2 separate regions of the Homo sapiens genome follow, and region 1 is linked to region 2. A link is a loop called in an ENCODE intact Hi-C map of the cell type or tissue named here. Cell type or tissue: pancreas. All regions are shown on one strand. Links, peaks and the distances in the headings refer to the core of each region. The heading gives the core; the rest is flanking DNA.

The links. Hi-C counts contacts between places; a loop is a spot of excess contacts. Peaks named below come from ENCODE experiments on the same cell type or tissue, not always from the same donor. Only the 100,000 strongest peaks of a DNase experiment are listed, where the experiment ranks them.
Region 1: a loop joins it to region 2, with 2.1 times the contacts of the local background. A loop is called at or near these places in 7 of 110 quality-filtered maps.

What each region holds. Positions count from the first base shown.
Region 1 is chr20:62,423,268-62,434,125 of GRCh38, reverse strand. RBBP8NL (RBBP8 N-terminal like) reads left to right here and starts at 6,587. Exons shown (of 14, transcript NM_080833.3): 1 at 6,587-6,666. It overlaps LOC105372710 (a long non-coding RNA gene), which reads right to left and starts at 6,296. Exons shown (of 4, transcript NR_187662.1): 1 at 6,153-6,296; 2 at 4,808-5,051; 3 at 3,062-3,262; 4 at 2,617-2,866. RefSeq lists a silencer at 7,079-7,373 and enhancers at 6,988-7,747, 10,326-10,858. In pancreas, for the core only: a CTCF peak has its summit at 6,484; DNase peaks (open chromatin) are centred at 5,685, 6,485, 7,215, 8,653 and 3 weaker places; H3K4me3 peaks cover 983 bases; H3K27ac peaks cover 1,865 bases.
Region 2 is chr20:62,495,864-62,506,721 of GRCh38, reverse strand. LOC124904947 (a long non-coding RNA gene) reads left to right here and starts at 10,708. Exons shown (of 2, transcript XR_007067707.1): 1 at 10,708-10,858. RefSeq lists enhancers at 4,460-4,689, 6,155-6,655, 9,631-10,137, 10,138-10,643. In pancreas, for the core only: a CTCF peak has its summit at 6,377 (motif pointing left); DNase peaks (open chromatin) are centred at 3,851, 4,174 and 6,381.

The DNA of each region.
Region 1 (10,858 bases), core at 1,268-9,267, 72 kb after region 2:
ACACATAGACCATTAATGTATCTTTATGATGTGCGTGGGATCTGTGATGTATGGACCGTGCCTCCCCGACACCAGGCTCCTGGCCACAAGGCACAGGTTATGACATCTCGATCTGACACAGTCTCCGTGTGCTGCAGGACGACGCGGTTTTATTATCTGTGACGTGCCAGCAGACAGCCCAGCTCAGTCCGGGGATCGCTCCCATCACAGACACCTCCTTGTCCCTGCTCCGGCCTGCCCTCCAAAATCACGGATCAAGTTATCCCGACCGACAGAGATTTATGGTCCCATTTTACTCTCGTTAAATTCCCACAGCTCAAGGAAGCTGAGGCCACTCCGTGCAGACGCCCGGTCTGGGAGCGCTGCCACAACTGTTTCTAGCCAGGGAACAAAGTCAGCAGAGAGGAAGTCCAGAAGCACTGGCCAGGCTCGAGGTGGCCATCGCTGCCCCGTGGCAGCCCCTGCCAGCCTGAGCCATCATCCCTCCTCTGTCCGGCCCGTCTGCCAAGGCTGGCACTGCCCTGGAAAATGGTGACAAAATAAGAACCATCTCAGGAGTGTCGCTAGGACCCTCAGTGAGTGGCACAGCCCTGGGCCCTGGCACAGAACCCCTCTCATTTAACCCACACCCTCCAGGAGAGAGGCACCAAGGCAGCCCCACTGTCTCAAAAAGGAAGCTGAGGTCAGAGGTCAAAATGGCCCGGGGTACCCGCTGGTTCACCCCCAGGCACCTCTGCCCCCTCCCCGGAGCCTCCACCCCACACATCCCAGGCAAGAGCCCAACCAGGACTTGGCCTGGGAAGACCCCTCCCAGCCATCCCCCCAGTTCCACACACAGGGTCCCCATTCCACAGGTACCCTCATTTTCATAATATTTAACAAAGGTATAGGAACAAATAGTTTAGCCAGAGTAAAAGGCTTCTGTCGGCTCTTTAGGAAACACAGCCCTCCCCTAAACCACTCCCCAGTTCTCACCAAGCAGGGCCCATCCCGTCTCAGCCCAGAGGAACCTTTAGGCTTTGCCTCTTAGCACTTGAGTTTTCTGGGTAAGACACAACCCACCAGGGCCAGGCACGGTGGCTCACACCTGTAATCCCAGCACTTTGGGAGGCCGAGGCGGGAGGATCGCTTGAGCCCAGGAGTTCAAAATCAGCTTGGGCAGAAAAGAGAGACCCCCATCTCTACAAAACATTTTTAAAAATTTAGCCAAGCATGGTGGCGTGTACCTATGGTCCCAGCTACTCAGGAGGCTGAGGTAGGAAGATAACTTGAGCCCAGGGGTTCAAGGCTGCAGCAAGCTATGGTCTTACCACTGCACTTCAGCCTGAGCAACAGAGCAAGACCCTGCCTCAGAGAAAAAGAAAGGAAGAAATGTTTATGAAGTACCACCATATGCCAGGGGCCAAGACAGCAATGAACGGGCAAACACTTCCTGTCTCAAGAAGGTAGCACCCTGAAGACCCCTGAGCCAATACACAGTTTCTACCCAAGACTTGCATCTTACAGGCCTGTTGGGAAAAGGCCTGACCTACCTACAGTCATGGAGGGCTTCCCTGCAGAGGGGTGCTTGGATGCCCAAGAGCTGGCTGGGAGAGGGAGGGGAGCAGCCACAGGGGACTCCAGTCCGTTGGGGATCTGTGGGCCGGTCCAGGAGGGATCAGACCCTAAGGCTCTGAGGAGGCTGATGGCTGTCCTCACCTCGGTGGCAGATGAAGGTCTCAGGGAGGGGTCCACTCACCCCAGCCTGGGCCCCGTGTGCTGCTGTGTCCTATCTTTAGAGCAATCTGATGAGGCGGAGGCATAGGCAAACCCTTACAGGACAGAGGCCGGAGACGGGCACCATGCCCAGGTCTCCCTACCAGGCCCATTCTCCGGCCACACCTTGGGACCCTGGAGCCGATTCCACCCCACACTCTCACAGCCCCAAGAGTAAGGGACTCGCCTGCCTCACCCTAATCCTGTCTTTATATAAAACTTGGTTATTTGGTTCATTGTGAATTTTTCCCATTAATTTAGACTTCTTAAAAATACTACAGTGGCTGGGCGCGGTGGCTCACACCTGTAATCCCAACACTTTAGGAGGCCAAGGCAGGTAGATTACCTGAGGTCAGGAGTTCAAGACCAGCCTGACTAATATGGTGAAACGCCGTCTCTACTAAAAATACAAAAATTAGCTGGGCGTGGTAGCGCATGCCTATAGTCTTAGCTACTCCGGAGGCTGAGACAGGAGAATCACTTGAATCCTGGAGGCAGAGGTTGCAGTAAGCCGAGATCGTGCCACTGCACTCCAGCCTGGGCAACAAGAGCGAAACTCTGTCTCAAAAAAGTAAACGAAAGTTAAACTTAGGGTTACCATAAGCCCCATCAATTGCACTCCTAGATACACACCCAAGAGGACTGAGGACAAGTGTTCAACCAAAATCTCGCACACGCATGTTCACAGCAGGACTATTCACACCAGTGGAAATGTGAGACCACCAAGTGTCCGTCAGTTGATGACTGTGGTCCAGCCGTGCACTGGAATATTATTCAGCTTCAGCCAGGAACAGGAGCGAGACCCAGCTGAATCTTCGAAATATCGTGCTCAGAGAAACAGGCCAGACACGAAGAGCCAAATGCTGTTTGATTCTATTTTTATGAAATGTCCAGAATAAGCAAATCCATAGAGACAGTGACTGCTGCCAGGTACAAGGCTTTCTTGGAGGTGATGAAAATGTTTTGGAATCCGATCACGATGATGGCGGCACAAACTTGTGAATGTACGAATGACACGGAGCGGTTCACCTTAAGAGGGCTGACACTCAGGCAGGTGCTTACATAGAGAAGCATCCAGCAGGAAGCATGCTCACCCCAAGCAGCGGCTCACCTGGGGAGGGGATGAGACGCGACAATAAAAGGAGACTTTGGTCTTATTTGTCATGTTTAGTGCTTCGCAGGAGGGGGCAGGGGGCATCCTTGCAGTTCTTGTATTAGCAAAAAGTAATTTTTAAAAGAGGGTGCCTACGTTATCTTAAGTGAAACAACTCGGACAGAAAGACAAATACTGCAGGTTCTCACTCACAAGGCGAAGCTAAGTCACGTGTGCTCATGGAGCAGAGTGTGGACAGACGGACAACGGGGCCTCGCAGGGTGGAGGGAAGGGAGGATGGGTGGCTGCTCGGGGGTGCCGTGTGCATTGCACCCTCGACCGATGCACAGAAGGCCCTGACTTCACACAGTACAACGTCTCAATGCAGCATCATCGTACTTAAACCCCATGAAGCTATACAAATAAAAATCATGAGAACATAAAATAGGGTGACTAGCAGTGAGACCATGTGGAGGAAAGACGGGGGGCTTGATCCTTCCCCCCACCAAGAAAGCCTCCGCCCTCCCAAGTGCCCAGGCAGGGCCCACATCTGCACCCCTCCTGCCCAGTGCAGCCTGGCCCCATGGGCACACAGCACCCGCCATCAGGATGCCCCCCAGCCGGGCCAGCAAGGGCTTGTCTGCAGGGAGGGTGGGGATGGGCCCCGGTTGTCACAGAAGGCAGTCCCATTCCTGCAGGGCCGTGCTAATAGGTGACCCATTTATCTGGGGGCCAGGGCTGCAGGGCTGGCCTGACCTGGCCACTGCACTGGCCACCCCACCCTTTATCTATCGCTCCAGTAACACAAATACCAGGCAGCAGGGCCGGCTTTTAAAGGTGCGTTTTACAGCGAGATGCCTTTGAAGCTTATCTCCCACCCCTCCCAGCTCAGAGATAAAAGGCTGCCTCACCTCTGGGGTGGGGCATTGGGCCCCCATCTGGCCTAGGAAGCAGGTGTAGGGGGCCATGAAGAGCCCTCTTGGTCCCTCACCCCAGGCCCAGCAGCCCCAGCCCCTCAGGTGCAGGTGGGGGTGGCTGCCAGGGCTGGGAGGCCACACACACACTTGGGGCCTCATTCCTCAGCTGTATAATGGGGCGATGGAGCAGCCCCCACGCTGAAACCTGGCCACGGTTTGCCAGCAGCGTGTTGAGGCCTTGCTGCCTCATTCTGCAATGCTTCCTGCGAGCCCGGACGCCGGTGCCTGGGTGTCCATCACACCCCCCAGCTCCTGGCTGATCAGGATTCAACAGACATCGGCTGAATGAATGAACAGGTGAGTGGTACCAGGAGAGGAACCCCTTTCACCCTCATCAGCCCTGCAAGGGACAAGTAAACTGAGACTCAGACAGTGCCCTCTGTGTGCCCGATTCTCACAGCCAAAAGCCCCGTAAATGTGTGAGTCACGTTCTTGGCCATCCATGTGCCCAGAGCCTGGACAGGGCCTGGTGGGCAGCCAGGAAATGGGTCTTGGATGGTTGCATGAATGAACAAAGGGGCACACAAACCCACGGCTGCAGAAGGACGCCGACCTCCAGCGACATTCGACCTCCTCCTCCTCTCCCAGCCTTCCCTCCTTCTCTGCCCACAGTGCAGGTGCAGTGCCAGGGGGCCGACGATGTTGCCTGGAGTTCAGGGTAGGAGGCTGCTGGCCTGGGGTTGCCACCTTCTCCCTGGGGACCCAGCCACAGGCACAACCTGCACGGGCACCTCTGTCCTGTATCACCAAGGCCTGGACATGGCGGGGTGGGGTCCCTGGCCAATGAGCCAGGGCAGGCAGGCACGAAAACTGGCTCAGTCCAGGAGGTCGCTTGGCTTTGCTCAGGGAGGAACTCAAGGTCGAGCCGGTGGTGTTAGACAGCAGCTTTGATTGAAACAGCCATGCATGGCAGATGCAGAGGGACCCCTCCTTGTGAGGCAGGGCTCCCCACAGGCAGTGAGCCCAGAGCTCACATTCATACCTGGAGGCTGCAAGTTCAAAATCAAGGCACCAACTTGTTCCACGTCCGGAGAGGACTCACTTCCCGGTTCATAGACGGCACCATCTCGGGTCCTCACATGGTGGAAGGGGCAAGGGACCTCCCTGGAGCCGCTTGTAGAAGGACACTGATCCCCCAGCAGAGCTGCAGCCTCACGAACTTGCCATCTCCCAGAAGCCCCGCCTCCTAACATCATTGCCTGGGGCGTTAGGATTTCAACGAGAATCTGGGGTAGACACAAAAAACATCCAGACCACAGCACAAAGCAGCTACACATGTCCACGCACACATGTGCACACACACACGTGCAACACATGCACACACAGGCACACACATGTAAGACATGCACACACATTCGTATCCCCACACACACACACACACACACGTGCACACAGTCCCCACACAGGCACACACAAAACACACGCCAGCAGCAAGCAGACCCCACTCACAAAGGGCCCAGCCAGGAACAGGGAGGTGGCCGGAGGAGGGGCCTCCACGAAGTTCCCAGGCCAGCCAGAGCTGGAGTGGCCCATGCTGACCACAACCCCCTCCCAAGAGCCTGGTCCTGAGTGGGAGGGCATCGTGGGGCCAGAGATGACCCAGCCCTCATCCCAAACCCAGAGCTGGCCACCAGCCACCAGCAGGGGCCCTGCCAGGGAGCAGGAAGTCCGTCCTCCCCTCGCGGCAGCGGCTACAGGCCAGGCTCCCAGGCTTCCTCCTCTGAGCCCCGTGCATTCCTGGGGTACTCGGGTGCGCTGGGGATCATGGCCCCAAGGACTCGGGAACCCCCGCTCTGCTTCCGTGCAGAGCTAAGACAGGCTGAGGATGAGGCAGAGGCGGAGGTGGAGGCGGGGAGGAGGGAGTGGGGAGGGGTCGTGGGTAGGACACAGGGGGCAAGGCATGAGGGGGTCAGGGCTGTACCCCGCAGCCACAGTGTTGCTGTCCAGGGAACACACACGAGACCACAGTGTGAGGCTGCTCCAGCACCTGGGCCGTGCCACCCGGGGCCAGGCCAGCCCCCAGCCTATTTGCCCCCCTGGGCTCCACCTGGCCGGGGGCACCCAGCCTACCTGGAGACTGGAGAAGCCCACTCACAAGCACTCACAGACCCCGGGCAGACTGCGCAGACCAGAGGCCCAGCATGCGCCCAGTCCCCCTCAAGCAGAAGGCCTGCTTCCCCAGGCAGGGCGGGGCAGGCTGGGCGGGTCGCTTCCCATAGCAGCTGCTGGATTTCTGTCCACTGGGTTCTGGCAGGGACAGCTCTTGAGCTTATTATCCCCAATTTACAGACAGGGAAACCGAGGCCAGAAAGGGGACTGTCACCTACCTATGGTCAGCCCACGGTGAGCTGAGCTGTGAACAGCAGGAAGGACCACTCTGTGTCAGAGGCCCTACCACCTGTCCCGAGGTGGCGAGACAGCACATTTGCTCACTCCCACCTGCAGCCCCCGACCCAGGCACCCCTGCAAGCCCCCCACCCTTCCCCGCCCGGGCCCTCCGTGTCACAGGCACCAAACTGGATTCTCAGTGCTAACCAGCTTGGCTCCTGCAGCCCAGCCTCACAGTGATTATGAGGAAACAATCCCAACTCTATGTGGCTTCAGACCCAACCTGTCCGGCCACTTTCTGCGAGATGGCAGAACCCGCCTGGCGGCTCAGGGCAGTCTCTGCCTCCTTTCTGCTCCTGGCTGGGAGAATCGAAAACCTGTCAAGCGGGTTTGGCCAAAATCCTGTCTTGTTGCCTGTGCAGGTTCACAGCCCGCTCACTTCTCTCTCCCTGTGAAGAGCGTGGGGGACTCCGCGCAGAGGTCGACAGAGGTTGAGGCAGGGCCAGGAGCCATGTGAGTACCCGGGACCCCGGGGCCAGGCCACCCAAGTAGCCGGGTGAGCTGGGATCCCTGGCTGGGGTGCTCACCAGGGAGGCTGGAGGCCCAGCTTGGACTCCTGCGAGGAGAGCCGCGGGGGTGGGTGGGACTGGACGTCTTCCCTAAGGGGTGGCACAAGGCTGCTCCTGGTCCAGGGACCTAGCAACGGAGAGAGCTCAGTGGGCGTTCCTGGCAGGAGCTGGGTGCAAAGAGGCCAGGCCTAGTCTGGCACCAGGGCCCAGGAAGTGTCCATGGTCTGCTGAGGGGCTTGGGGCATCAGGGACAGGCTGGTGGCCTCGCCCTCCACCCTGGGCCTGTCCCGCCCCACCATCCAGGTTCACAAGAGGATAAGCGGGCGCAGCCACAGGGGTGAGGGTGGTGCAGGGGTGCAGCACCCGCAGCTGGGCACTGAGCAGGGGACTCCTCTGCCGCTGTGTCTGTGGGGAAGCAGCCACAAAGGCGGGCCTTGCTCAACCCCCTCCCCCACGGGCCAGGCCTCAGGGAGCCAGCCGGCAGGGCAGGAGAGCAGCCCGGCCCACCTCCACCTCCGGGAGGGAGTCAGGTTGCAGGGCTGCTGTGCCTGAGCTGCAGGGACACCTCGGCTGGCTCCTCTGTTTATGTGTACACACGAGTGCACGGGCGCACGCGCGTGTGGGGTACACGAGTGCATGTGCACACACAACATGCGTGTGCAGCTGTCCCGGGGGCCCTGCGGCGGTGTGTGCACAGGAGCCTGGGTCAGGGCTCACCACCAACATCTGTTCTACAGTCACAGAAACTGAGGCACGGCCAGACAAGCGACCTGGCCGAAGTCTCCATGGGAGAGGCTTTGCCCATTACCACAGAGGGTGGGAGGAGACTCTGAGGCCATGTCCAGGTCCAAATCTTGCTCCACCTGCTCATCTCTGATCTGCTTCAAGCCTCAGTGTCCAAACCTGTAGAATGAGACAATCAGCACTTCCTCCAAGGCCAGGTGGGCCCCGGCCACATGCATGTGCCCAACCTAGCTATGCAGTGGGTGTTCCACAGGGGCAGCCAGGAGGTGGACAGGGGCAGGGGAATCCCTTGGGGAGAAGCGGGTCAAGGTGCAGAGGGCACCACTCTGAGCTTGGCTTCCTCAGCAAAGCTGCAGGATGGTTTCAGTGCCCATGCAAGTGGGAAAAAGCCTGGTGTGGTGCTTGACACAGAACAGTATGTGATCAACAGCAGCCACTGCCACTGCCACTGCTAATGCCACTGCCACTGCCGCTGCCGCTGCTTCCACTGCCACTGTCACCACTGCCACTGCTACTGCTACCACTGCCACTGCCACTGCTAATGCCACTGCCACTGCCGCTGCCGCTGCTACTTCCACTGCCACTGTCACCACTGCCACTGCTACTGCTACCACTGCCACTGCCACTGCTAATGCCACTGCCGCTGCCACTGCCACTGCCACTCCCACTGCCACTGCTACTGCCACTGCCACTGCTATGCCACTCCCACTGCCACTGCTACTGCTACTGTCACTGCCACTGCTATGCCACTGCCACTGCTATGCCACTGCCACTGCCACTGCTACTGCTGTGGCCATCACCGTTGCTCCTGGATAGGTGGGCAGTCAGTCAGATGGACATACAGACAGCCCAGGCCTCAGAGACGGAGGGTACCAGTGTCCAGCTCCGCACTCCTGCCCCAAAGAGCCTGCTGGGGGTCGGTGGCTGGGGTGGAGAGCAGCCGGCCTGGCAGACGTCCTTGGAGCACTGGTGCCCAGGCGGCTTCTCTGGTTGAGTGCCCTCGGAGAGGCGGGGAGCCCAGTGATGCCCCGGATGCCTCCTGCTCAGACAGCAGAGGAGCTCAGGGGGCCCGGCCTCCCAGAGGACAGGGTAAGAACAGGCATCACTGTGGGTTTTGGCACTCGGCCGGACAATGTCCAGTCCTGCCAGGGCCACAGCTGGGCCTGTGATTCCCTGGCCTGTGTGTGGGAGGCAGGTGGCATCTCCCCTGGGTGTAGCCACAGAGATGCCGTGAGCCCATTGGAGTCCGTAGTGAGCAGCCGTCCAAGGATGAGTGTCATCACCGTCAGAAGCCGGACCTCTGCCCTGAGCGTGGGGAGGGCTGCGTCCTCCTGCACAAGGCCTTTGTGGCAATGAGACTTGACCTTGTCCAAGCACAGAGGGTCCTGCCGTCAGCACTGCTGGACACCTGGGGTCCCACATGAGGGAGGCGCAGGTCATGAGGGAGGCGCAGGTGAATCGGGGTCTCCCTCGGCTGCTCACTGAGCGCTCCTGTCTACGGAGCTCCTGGCCACACAGGCATTACCTGTGAGGAGCTTCTAAGCAGCCTGATACAGGGGCAGGGGTGCTGTCACCCCCAGGTGAGGAAACAGGCTCAGAGAGGAAAAGCAACTTGCCCAAGGCCGCATAGAGAGCAGAGATGGGTCCGAGAGCCCCACCAGGGCTGCTGACTGGGAAGCCCACACCTTTACCCTCCGCCCAGACTGACTCTCCAGCCAGCACCCTTCAGGAATGCGACCCCTGCCCCGCCCCAGCCAGCTCAGCGGGTGGGGGGGGTGCACCCTCTCTGCTGGGGCTCTGAGAATGCGTGAGGTAGGATTAACAACAGCAAACCTCTGCCCCCTCTGAGTGGCCACTCCAGAGTGCCCTGGGAGAGTGGGTGGAGACCCTAGGAGGGCAGGTGCAGGCTCTGGGGGGCCTTTAGAGGGAGGTGGGAGTCCTGAGGGACAGGCAGGGCCCACAGTGCATGTCCATTCCCTGGATGAGGACATGAGGTGGAAGGTGGTCTGCCAGCCTCAGGCTCCCCATGGAGGGCTCTCCTGGGCCCTGTCCGGGGGATAAGAGGCACCCGTTTACTGGATGGGCTCTGTTCCGTTCTGGTGAGAGCAGCACGTCGCCCCTTGGTTTTAAGGAGCAGTCCCCCGAAGGCAAAGGTGCTGGCACCAGTAGCACCTCACTGCAGGAGGCGGAGCTGCCGGCCTGGGTTAGCTGAAGCCCAGCCCGGCTCTCACTAGCTTTGACCGTGGGCAAGACGCCACCTCTGGGTCGTGTTCTCAGTGGCAAAATGGAGCAGAGGGCAAGGCATGGTGGGGTGAGAGTGGTGTCGAGGGGGACAGACATGCGCCCCTCACACCTGCCCCCCCCACGGCCCAGCTGCAAGCAGCAGGTGGGACAGCGGCTCACTAGCCTGCCCTCCCCTTCCCCCACTCCTTCCAGGGGGCTCAGCACCCACAGAGACCCTCCAGCCTGGACTCCCGAGTGGGAGGGTCTGGGAGTGGGAGGAGTGGCTGAGGGTGACCCTGGACCAGAGCTCAGCTCTCTCACCCCAGCCCTGTGAAGCCCCCCATGAGCCTCAGCCCAGCCCCTCCCCGCCCCGGTAGGCTTGCTCCCCCATCACAGCCCCACTGCAGCCCCCACCCAGGCCTGGAGGAGACCCTCCTTCCGAGTTCCCCCAGCCCCAGCACCCCTAGCTGCCCTTGGCAAGCCCAACAAACCCAGAGAAGGCTGACTCGGGAAGAAAAAGCCAGCCCCACTGACCCCGCTGCTGACCCCTGGCTCAAGGCTGCGGGTGCGGGTCTGGGTGAATTTCTACAATCCTGGTTCATTTCTTCTCCCCAAAAGCACCAAGGCTTGCAACTTCCCTCCACCTCCCATCCCTTCCCCGGAGCTCTCCAGCACTCTAGGAGTGCTGCAGGTGGTTTCGGGCACAGAAAGGATCCTGTGAGTGGGAGGCACAGCAGAGGCTCCGTCCCAGCCTCTGCACCACAGTGACTTCACTGGGAAGGAAGCCCACCTCTCGTGTGGACCCCAGAGACCTCTCCCAGGCCCGCAGGCACCATGGGCTCCCTTGGGCGGCTCCTTTATGGGCGTCGGCCCAGCCCACATGGCAGATGCTGGGGGCCAGGGAAGAGTGGCCTGTTGGGCGGGTCTGGGGGGAGTTTCAGGAGCTGCAGCTCCGCCCCCTCCTGGCCCTCCTCAGCTGCTTGAGCCCAGGGAGGCCCCGGCTCTGACATCTTCCTCCCAGGGGCCCCCTTGGCCAGGAAAAGCCAGTGCAGCTGGGTGCACCAGAGCCATGGGGAGGACGCCCCAGTCCACACAGGCAGAGCATGCAGACCCACAGCCCCAGGAGCTGGGCACAACCCAGATCCCACTTCCCACTGGGTGACTGAGAC
Region 2 (10,858 bases), core at 1,931-9,930:
ACTGCGTCCCCCGCTGACCCCGCCGCCCCCTATCTCCACCTTGGGAGGGAATCTGCCGGGGAAGCCTCAGAGACTCCTGGGCCTGCTTGTTCCAGAAGCCCCGATCCACAGCCAGAACGACGCCTCTGCCAACTTTTAAAAATCAGCATGGATAAATTTTCAGAGAAACTACATTTCTTTTTTTAAAAGAAAAAAAAAATGTATTGATGGGGTAGGAGGAAGAAGGACCGTGTAATCGCCCCCGATGTATTCCTTCCGGTCGTGCTTGCCGTGGAATTTCAAGTCCACCTGCCATCCTGGCCTGTCCCACCTATTTCTGGGCCCAAGGCTCCCAGGTGGCTGCTCCTCCTGGCTGAACCACAGGGTCTGAGCCCGGGCAGGCACAAGGCCCAGTGGCCTCTGGGGCCCTAGAGCGCACCTACTGGCCGGGCTGGAGCCCAGCTCTATACCTGGGCAGTAGGGGAGGCTGGCTGGGCAGACAACGCCACACACTGGGAGTCTCTTGGGGTCAGGGAGTCTCCCCACAGGACCCTGGGCCACCCTGGGGCCCTGGCCCCCTCATTCAGCACTATCTGGAGAGTCTCTGAGACCCTTGGAATCAGCCACTGTGTGGGCTGCATTTTTTGAAGATAGAGTGTCCCTGACGAGACCTACCTGAGGCCAAATCCGCATGACACGGGCACATTGCAGGGAGCTGTCAGAGTCAGCCTGGGGACGGGGTCTGCCCGCCCAGCGGCTCCAACATTGCGGGGAGTGTCAGAGTCAGCCTGGGGCCGGGGTCTCCCTGCCCAGGGGCCCCACTGGGCAGGTCAACGTGGAGGGGCAAGTAGGAGCTGGCACTCAGCCTCATGTCGGCCAGCCGGGCCCTGTGACGTAGGTCCACCCTTGAGATGAGCCAAACCTCATGTCCAGGGCATGTGGCGGGGACACAGGGACCAGTCCACAGCTGTTCTGCCTAACAGCATGAGCGGCCAGCCCCTGCTCACAGCAAATCCACTCTCCTGGGTGTGGCAGAAGGAGAAGCACAGCTATGGAGGTGAACCTCGGGTGGCAGCTCCTTACCCTCAGAGAGTTTGCTGACAACAAGGGTCGTGGCCCGTCTGTGTGGAGCCGCAACACAAACGTGGCTGGGTTTGGCCTGGGAATCGCTGCGTCAAGAGGTTCTCGTGCAGCCTGGCAGGGCCCATGCGGAGCTGCAGCCAGTGTGCTCTGTGGCTGAGCGTCCCCGGGGCACAGCAGGGGCCTGAGCTCACCCTGTGCTCTGGGGTCCCCACACGCACCTTGAAGAGGAGCAGGGGACACTCAGGCCAAGTGCCCACCTGCCTGAGACAGTCTTTCAGTTGTTACTTGCCTACTTTAGGGGGTAGGGCTCACCCCCTCCCTGGCATACAGTCAACCTCAACCTCCCACTACTCTACAGCGAGTTCCTAGCCCTCCCCTCTGGGGGCACTGAGCAGGTCTGTGACGTCCCCCACACAAGAAGACTGCTGAGCTTGAAACCACAAGGGCCTGCCTCAAATCCCTGGGCACCTGCTGTGGTTCTTGAGCTCTGGAGGGAGTCCCAGCTTCCCCAACTTCACCACCTTTGGGGTCATTGGGCCAATGCCATGACCCCACTGGACCATGAGCCCACGAGGGTGGGAACTGTCTCCTTAGCCCTTGGCCAGTGACTGACCATAGTAGGTGCACCTGCAGCTGGCTTAGAATAGGGCGCCCACCAAGTCCCACCCAAGATGGGGCCAGGCCCAAGCCCAAGATCCCTCATGGCCCTTGGAGGGTGATGGTGGAGGATGCAGAGAGGAGGGGCCCAAGCCCCCACCTGGCACCAAGGAACAGTAAATGGCAGTGACTGCTCCGTGAGAAAGCCCCCAGCCCACAGAGCCATCATCCAGCAGGTGAACTGAAGTTGTAGGAGGGTGTCTCATGGAGTTCAAACATACCTCAGGAAGATGAAGAGGTCTGCTCTAAAGGCACAGGCAGGAGGTTTCGAAGGCAACCAGAAACTAAAGGGTAAAGAGGAGGGTTTTTTTCTGGAATTAATCCTCAGGCTCTGTTCTGACCTTCTGCTATTCAAAAGGCAAAGGGACAGGACAGAAAAGGGGCCACAGCACTTTCCCATGGTGGGAGTGGGTGCTAAGATGATGATGATGGTTGTGATGATGGCGGTGATGGGGATGATGAAGATGGTGATGGTGATGATGATGACGGTGAAAACGGTGATGGTGGTGATGATGGCGAAGATGGTGATGATGATGATGACAGTGAAAATGGTGATGGTGATGATGGTGGGGATGGTGATGGTGGTGATGGTGATGGTGATGATGGAAATGATGGTGGTGATGGAGATGATGGGGATGGGGTGATGATGGTGTTGGTGATGATGGGGATGATGATGGTGGTGGTGGTGGTGATAACCGCGATGTTAGGAAAAGGCTGTGAGGGACCAGGGACAGATGCTTTTTCTCCTACCTGTTTCCCATCTGCTATATGAGGGGGCTGGGCTGGATCATTCTGGCGTTCTATCAGCTCCCGTGATCTAAGACTAGCCAGAAGGAGCTCTCCCCCTGAGCCTAGAGAATACTTCAAACCCTCCAGGCAGGCGAGTGGGCTGGCTGCGGGGCAGGTGGACAAATGAGCAGGTCAGGATGCCTTAAGGACAGGAATAAGACAGAGACTGACAAAGCAAAGTGCAGGTGCCCCCTCCCTTTCACACGATGCCAGCAGTGAGTGTCACGTGGGGAGCGTCCCCATGACACAAACCTGCCTGGGAGACAAGGAGCCTTCCCTGGACTCTCAGAGGCAAGCAGCCCCTGGTGCCTGTGCCCACCTTGGCGCTGCCAGCCCCATCCTGGCATCCAGGAGCTTGCTCTGGTGCCCGCATGGCCGGTGCCTGCTTTGTCTGCCCAAGAGTGGGGGAGGTGACCAGAGCACCTCACGTTCCACTCACCCGTTCCCTCAGGGCCTCCCTGCCTCCCCAGAGAGGATGCTGAGCCCCTCCAGCTGCCAGATCCAGCCTGTCACAATCAGGCCACCACTGGTAAGCCTGGGCCAGGAGCGAGCAGACGAGACGCAACCCCCACCAGCCTCCCCTTCCCCTCCCCACTCTGTCCTGGCTCCTGCTGTCTGTGTCTCCCGCCTGACATCTGACGCCTTTGGTATCAGAGGGGTCAGAGGCTGGGGAAGCCAGGAGTCTGCTGATAAGGGTGTGCTCCCCACTCGGGGCTCTAAGGTCACAGCCCCCATCCACAGCTTGTGGGGGTCTCTGATAAGGTGGCGTTGGAGCACAGAGCTGAGGGAGAAGAGGGGGAGAACCGGGACATCAGGGTCTGGGCATGGCAGGGAGGAGGAGAATATGCAGAGTCCTGAGGCAGGAGCACGCTCATTAACGAAGTCCTGCCGGGACCTCTAGGTGCAAATTCACCTTGGCGGTGTCAAGGATGCTGCTGAGGAGGGGTCACCTGCCAAGGCCAGATGGCCGGTTTGTCAGGGGCTGGGGGAGGCAGCCAGGGCACCCCATCCACCCCGGCTACAGGATTTTGGCAGCGCCGGGCGAGAAGTCTGAGAATCGCCCTCCACAGCTTGGAGAGCTTGGTTGTTTTGAATATTTTCACTTAAAAGGATTCCCACCTGAAGGTTCTCTAGGAGACATGTGGGGACAGCCATCCTCATCCCTTGCACCCAACAGAGGGTCTGTCCTGGGACCCAGGCACTCCTGCAGTGTCTGTGGAGCAGCCCTTCTCAGAGGCGGTTTGCTTCCACCTGCCCATGATCAGGTCCAAGGAGCGGGGCCGGCGGCTCCCTGCACCTCCTCGCAGGTTGAGCAGCTGTTGGCAAAGGCCAACGTAGGGGCAGATGCCTGGGGTCCCGACCATGATCAGGAAGGGCAGCTCCGGGCCAAGGCTGCTCACAGGCCGGGAGGTGGGGAGTAGGGCGAGGTCAAGCACCAGAGGAAGGGGCTGGCAGGGGTGACCAGGAAGAGGAGGAGCAGGGACGTGGAGAGCCAGCGCATAGGAGCTCACAGCCCCTCTCATCTGCTCGAGAGCTTCCATCTGGGAAGAGCTGAGGCCCAAGGCCCACTGCTCTGTGGGAGCCCCACCCGGCCCTCCGTTGAGCCCATGGGTCAGGGCAAGGCTGCGCCCCAGAAGCATGAGCTGGCCCCAGCAGACCTGCTCTCCCTGCCACAGAGCCCCAGGAGCTGTCAGGGAGCTGGGCCCTCTCCCTGACCCTCATGTCCCCACCCTCCATGACCCAGCTCCCGAGAGCCGACCCTGCTGGGAGCCTCCTGGCTGGGCCACCCCTAGCAGGCCAGCCCAGGGCACTGCTCCTTCCTGTAATCCCACCCCACACACCAAGACCCACACCCAGGCAGGGGGATGAAATGGGCAGCATAACCGCGGGTGGCCTAGCCCACCACACTCACTTGAGACCCCTGAGCAGCCTGCGGCCACCCAGCCCCACCTCAGGGTCTGAGTCTCGGTGCATCTACGAAGTGGGTCTTTATGAGGCCTCTCTCACACTGCTATGAAGAAATACTCAACTGGGTAATGTATAAAGAAAAGAGGTTTGGTTGACTCACCGTTCCGCCTGGTTGGGAAAGCCCCAGGAAACTTACAATCATGGCGGAAGGCACCTCCTCACAGGGTGACAGGAGAAAGAATGAGCACAGAGCAAAAGGGGGAAAAGCCCTTATGAGACCATCAGATCACATGAGACTCATTCACTGTCTTGAGAACAGCATGGGGGAACCGCCCCCATGATCTCATCACCTCCACGAGGTCCCTCTGCCAACCAACACATGAGGATTACAATTCAGTTACAACTCAAGATGAGATCTGGGTGAGGACACAGAGCCAGACCATATCAGGGTCCATACTCGGGGTGGTGAGGGGCCCATGCCACATGCTGGGAGATCTCAGCCCTGCCGGGCACAAGCTCAACTAACAGGGTCATTGCCAAGTACTCACAGCCATCCTCAGAGCCACAGGCTGCCCCTGGGCCCAAGGTCCCGCTGCCACACAGAGACTATCCTTGACCTCACAGGTGCCCTCATCTCTGCTCACAAACCCTCTGGAGATGTCAACACAGGGCCAGGTGCAGGGCCAGTCTGCTGGGGTCACCTGGAGCCAAAGAGAAGACCCTGGTCCTGGAGCCTGCTGGGGGATCCCCACTACACAGCCAAGCCGCCTGAGATGCCGCCGTCACAGGCCAGCTGCTCAGAAAGCTGGGGCTTCGGGGCTTGCGTGGCATCCACGGCTCCCAACTCACGACAGTACACGCAGACACACGCTCACCCGCACACATGAACACCCACACTAGCAGTACACTCAGACACACACTCACCTGCACACACACTCACACTAGCAGTACACGCAGACACTCTCTCACTCGCACACACGAACACCCACACTAGCAGTACACGCAGACACACACTCACCCGCACACACAAATCCCAACCCACGACAGTACACGCAGACACACGCTCACCCGCACACACAAATCCCAACCCACACTAGCAGTACACACAGACACACGCTCACCCGCACACACGAACACCCACACTAGCAGTACACGCAGACACACACCTGCACACACAAACACCCACACTAGCAGTACACGCAGACACTCTCTCACTCGCACACACGAACACCCACACTAGCAGTACATGTAGACACACACTCACCCGCACACACAAATCCCAACCCACGACAGTACACGCAGACACACGCTCACCCGCACACATGAACACCCACACTAGCAGTACACGCAGACACCCGCTCACACACACACACGAACACCCACACTAGCAGTACACGCAGACACCCACTCACCTGCACACACGAATCCCAACCCACGACAGCAGAGGCAGACACCCTCTCACCTGCACACACAAACACCCACACTAGTGCAGGAGGCCAGGCCTGCACACACCCTCACACGTATGGACATATGTATGACACAAGTTCACAGACACCCTCACACCCACACATACACAGTAAGACATGCCTGCACACACCTTCACACGCATGGACACACACGCTGGCTCACACCCTCACACACATATACAGTAAGACACACAAATACACCCTCACACTCACACATATACACCCCTGCACACGCCCTCACACGCATGGACACACCTTCACATGCACAGACACGCTCACAGAGACACCCTCACAACTACACGTATACAGTAAGACATGCCTGCACACACCCGCACACGCACACAGGCTCACAGACACCCTCACACCCACACATACACAGTAAGACACGCCTGCACACACCCTCACACTCATGGACACACAGACACGCTGGCTCACACCCTCCCCCCGCCCTCCCGCACACCCACGTTGGACACGGCCTCGGACTCCCCCTGGTGGTGAAGCTCCGCACACACCGGGCGTTTTCTCCGGGGACCGACGGGCAGGGGCAGCCCTGGGCCCACGCTCTGGATTCTGACCGCCTGGGGGTTGGGGGACGGTGCGGCTGTGACCCTTCCTGTTCACTCTGAGCTTCACTTGAGTCTGAGCTCCTGACTCCCCCGGGCTCCGGCCCATCACACACACACAGCCGTTGCAGGAATAAGGCTTCTCCCACAGACGCTCAATCACATTGCTGAGTTACGAATGGAGACACCTAAATTTATTTTCCCAAGCACCTTGTGAATGGAGCTGCTGGGGCTCCGGGCTGGTCACGGCATCTGTCCAAAGTGGAGGGGGTGTGCTGGTGTCTTCTACGCCAAGGGGACAACTGTCCAGGTTAAGCGTCGGCCCACATCCCGATTTCGGTTCCTGGCCTGGCTCCCTGATGCGGGACAGAGCTGAGCACGCCCGTGCGGGGCTTACTGAACGCTCCTCTCTAGATCCCCGCACCTTTAACTTGGGGGAATCTATTGTGCACGATCAGTTCTTCCTGTTTCTTCTCTGTCTCTGCGTTTGAACGGGTATAACCCCAGGAAGATGAGACCTCCCTACGCCAGGTTCTCAGAGGCAGCTGCTGCTCAGTTTCTTTGACGTCCTTAAATAAATCTTTCTAAAGGAACCCACCATGGTGGCCACAAGAGGTGAAGCAGCATCACTCTTGACCTGCACAGCGACCGCAAAAATAAACCAGGACCTTCCTGCAGAGGCTCGCCCATCCCAGCCTGCGGCTCCTTGATCCCCAGGACCTGAGCTGGGCGTAGAAAAGCATTAGGGACCCATGGCCCCAAGAAGGCTTCCTGCTTGACAAGGCAGAGACGGAGAGAGGACTGGGATGTGTCCATTGCTCCCACATCGGGGGTCCCTGCCCCATGCCGAGACCAAGGACCCCCCTTCGTTCCTGCCCTGCCCTTCCCCAGGCAGGGGGATGGAATGGGCAGCATAACCGTGGGTGGCCTAGCCCACCACACTCACTTGAGACCCCTGAGCAGCTGCTCTCAGCTCTGGAAGCTGCTGGAAGACCCCAGCCCACCTTCCTGGCACCTTTGCTGCCATAAAGAGATGCCTTCCCTACCTGGAAACTGTTGGTGACTGACTTGTAATGACATCGCAGCTGTCTCTCTCCCTCCCTGTTTCCCCAGCCTCACTTCCCTAACTGCTCTCCTCTGCTGCCCGCTGCATGCCAAGCCCACCTCTCTCAGACTGTCAGGGTCTGGGGAGGGGTCAGCCAAGGTAGGTCCCAGCTGCCCCCACCCTCCAGCGGCCATCCCAATACTGACCCATCCCAACACCGACCCACCCCAACACCCACCCATCCCCAAAACTCACCCACCCATTGCCAACACGGACCAACCCCAACAACCACCCATCCCCAACACTTACCCACCCCAACACCCACCCACCCCAACACGGACCCACCCCAACACCCACCCATCCCAACACCCACCCACCCCAACACCCACCCACCCCAACACCCACCCATCCCAACACCCACCCACCCCAACACCCAACCATCCCAACACCGACCCACCCCAACACCCACCCACCCCAACATAGACCCATCCCAACACCCACTCAATGCAACACTCACCCATCCCCAACACCCACCCATCCCAACACCCACCCACCCCAACACCCATGCACCCCAACACCCACCCATCCCCACCACCCACCCATCCCAACACGGACCCGCCCATCCCCAGCACCCACCCATCCCAACACCCACCCACCCCAACACCCACCCACCCCAACACGCACCCATCCCCAACACGGACCCATCCCAACACCCACCCACCCCAACACCCACCCATCCCCAACACCCAACCATCCAAACACCCACCCATCCCCAACACGCACCCATCCCCAACACAGACCCATCCCAACACCCACCCACCCCAACACCCACCCATCCCAACACCCACCCATCCCCAACATGGACCCATCCCAACACCCACCCACCCCCACACCCACCCATCCCCAACACCCACCCATCCCAACACATACCCACCCCAACACCCACCCACCCCAACACTCTCCCATCCCCAACACCCAGCCATCCCAACACCCACCCACCCCAACACGGACCCACCCCAACAGCCACCCATCCCAACACCCACCCATCCCCAACACGGACCCACCCCAACACCCACCCACCCCAACACTCTCCCATCCCCAACACCCAGCCATCCCAACACCCACCCACCCCAACAAGGACCCACCCCAACAGCCACCCACCCCAACAGCCACCCACCCCAACACCCACCCATCCCCAACACTCTCCCATCCCCAACACCCAGCCATCCCAACACCCACCCACCCCAACACGGACCCATCCCAACAGCCACCCATCCCAACACCCACCCACCCCAACACCCACCCACCCCAACACGGACCCACCCCAACACTCTCCCATCCCCAACACCCAGCCATCCCAACACCCACCCACCCCAACACGGACCCATCCCAACAGCCACCCATCCCAACACCCACCCACCCCAACACCCACCCATCCCCAACACCCACCCACCCCAACACCCACCCACCCCAACACTCTCCCATCCCCAACACCCAGCCATCCCAACACCCACACACGCCAACACGGACCCACCCCAACACCCACCCACCCCAACACCCACCCATCCCCAATACGGACCCACCCCAACACCCACCCACCCCAACACTCTCCCATCCCCAACACCCACCCATCCCAACACCCACCCATCCCCCACACCCACCCCCCCTTCCCCTGCTACACAGGATGTTCCTCCAGAGACCCCAGAACCACCCCCTGGGCTGACACTTTAGGGCTCCACAGACAGAATGACACTGTGGCATCGCCCCCTTTGACGTTTCCGACTTTCTGAACTGTCTCCAGCCAGCGCATCCTCGGAGCTGCTGTGGAGACGAACACGCTCCTCTGGGTATGCGAGGGCAGCTGGGGTCTGTGCTCCGCTCCCGTGGCCCCTCCCCCTGGTGCTTTTCTCCAGAGTGATTTGGTGGCTGTGGCTCTGCGGGAAGTTATGCTTGGGAGACCCGTCCCCAAGTATCAAATACTTCAAGACCTTCCTCCTGGCCCTCCCCTGAGGCCCGGGTCCCTGGGGGCCTGACATTGCAGCCACCTCAGAGGTTGCAGAGACTCAGCAGCAGCTTTGGAGGACACAGCACTGAGCCCCTGGCCCCACAGCAGATCCCAAGGCACCAAAGGCAGCACTCGTGCCAGGTGGGGACAAGTCACACGGACGACCAGGGCCCGAGCCCGCAGCTGCGCCTCCCACAGCCAAGGGTGGCAGACGGTGCAGCCCTGCCCACTGGGGCCTCGCCCTCCGCCAGCCTCCCCGAGGCCGTCCTCTGACCCTCTGACCCGCACACCCCCGAGGTGGCTGCATCAACAATTTCTCCTCGTTTCGTGTGAAATAAATGGTCGTTTGTGTCTAAGCATGCTGGCATTTGCCTGGATTTAATTTGGCAACAAGAAATGAGAGTTTCGGGGCCCATCCATGCTCTGTACACGCTCAGGTGCTGGTGGCCCTGGGAGAGGAGATTCAGTCTGTTTGCAACGAGCTGGAGTCATATTGGGTCGGGGAGGGGGGCTCCTAAAGCCCTGGCGCTGTCTGGGTCCCGAACGCCCGGCGCCTCCTGGAGACCCTCGCAGACCCAGGTCCCAGAGAAGTGCCCCGCGAGCCACCAGGGGCGCGCATCGCCTGTCAGCCCCCACCCCCACCCTGCAACCCTCCAACCCATCCAGGAGGGTCGGGCGTCGCCTGCCGGAACCGCCACCCCCACCCCGCAACCGCCCATCCCTCCCAACCCACCCAGCAGGGTCCGGGGCTCGGGAAGGGGGCTCAGGTGGAGGACGCACAGGCCCTGCGTGTGGCTGCTCAGACAGGGAGGGCGGACCAGGATCTCCCTGGTTCTGGCCCTGCGGGGATGGAAATACGCCACTCAGCCGAGGCCCCACAAGCCCAGTCCTCCACTCCCCAGGCAGCCTCCCTGACCCCCCTGCACCTCTGCGAGACCACCATCCAGGCACCGCTTGAGAGCCCAGATGACAGAGGCAGGCCAGCTCCCAGAAAGCCGGGAAAGCCCTGCGGATGTGCTGAGGCCACTGGCCCTGCGCTTGACCCCACCTGTGTCCACACACCCAGCCCTCTGCATGGAAATCGCCACTGCTGACCCATGGGACGGGGCCAGGTGGAGACACACGGGTCACCCGGCCCTCCCTACAAGGGGGAGTGGGCGGGAGGAGGAGCGGGCACGAGGCCTGAAGGGCCAGACTCAGGAGCAGCCGGGAGACGCCAGCAGCCAGGGGCTGGGGCTGTTTCTTTCTCCTCTGCAAACTGAGCTGAGCTGTGGGCAGCCTCACCCCCACCTGTGAGAAAACAGCCTGGGGAAGGTAAATGGCCTTCTGGGAGCCTTTGGAGTAATCACCTTCCTGGGTGCCA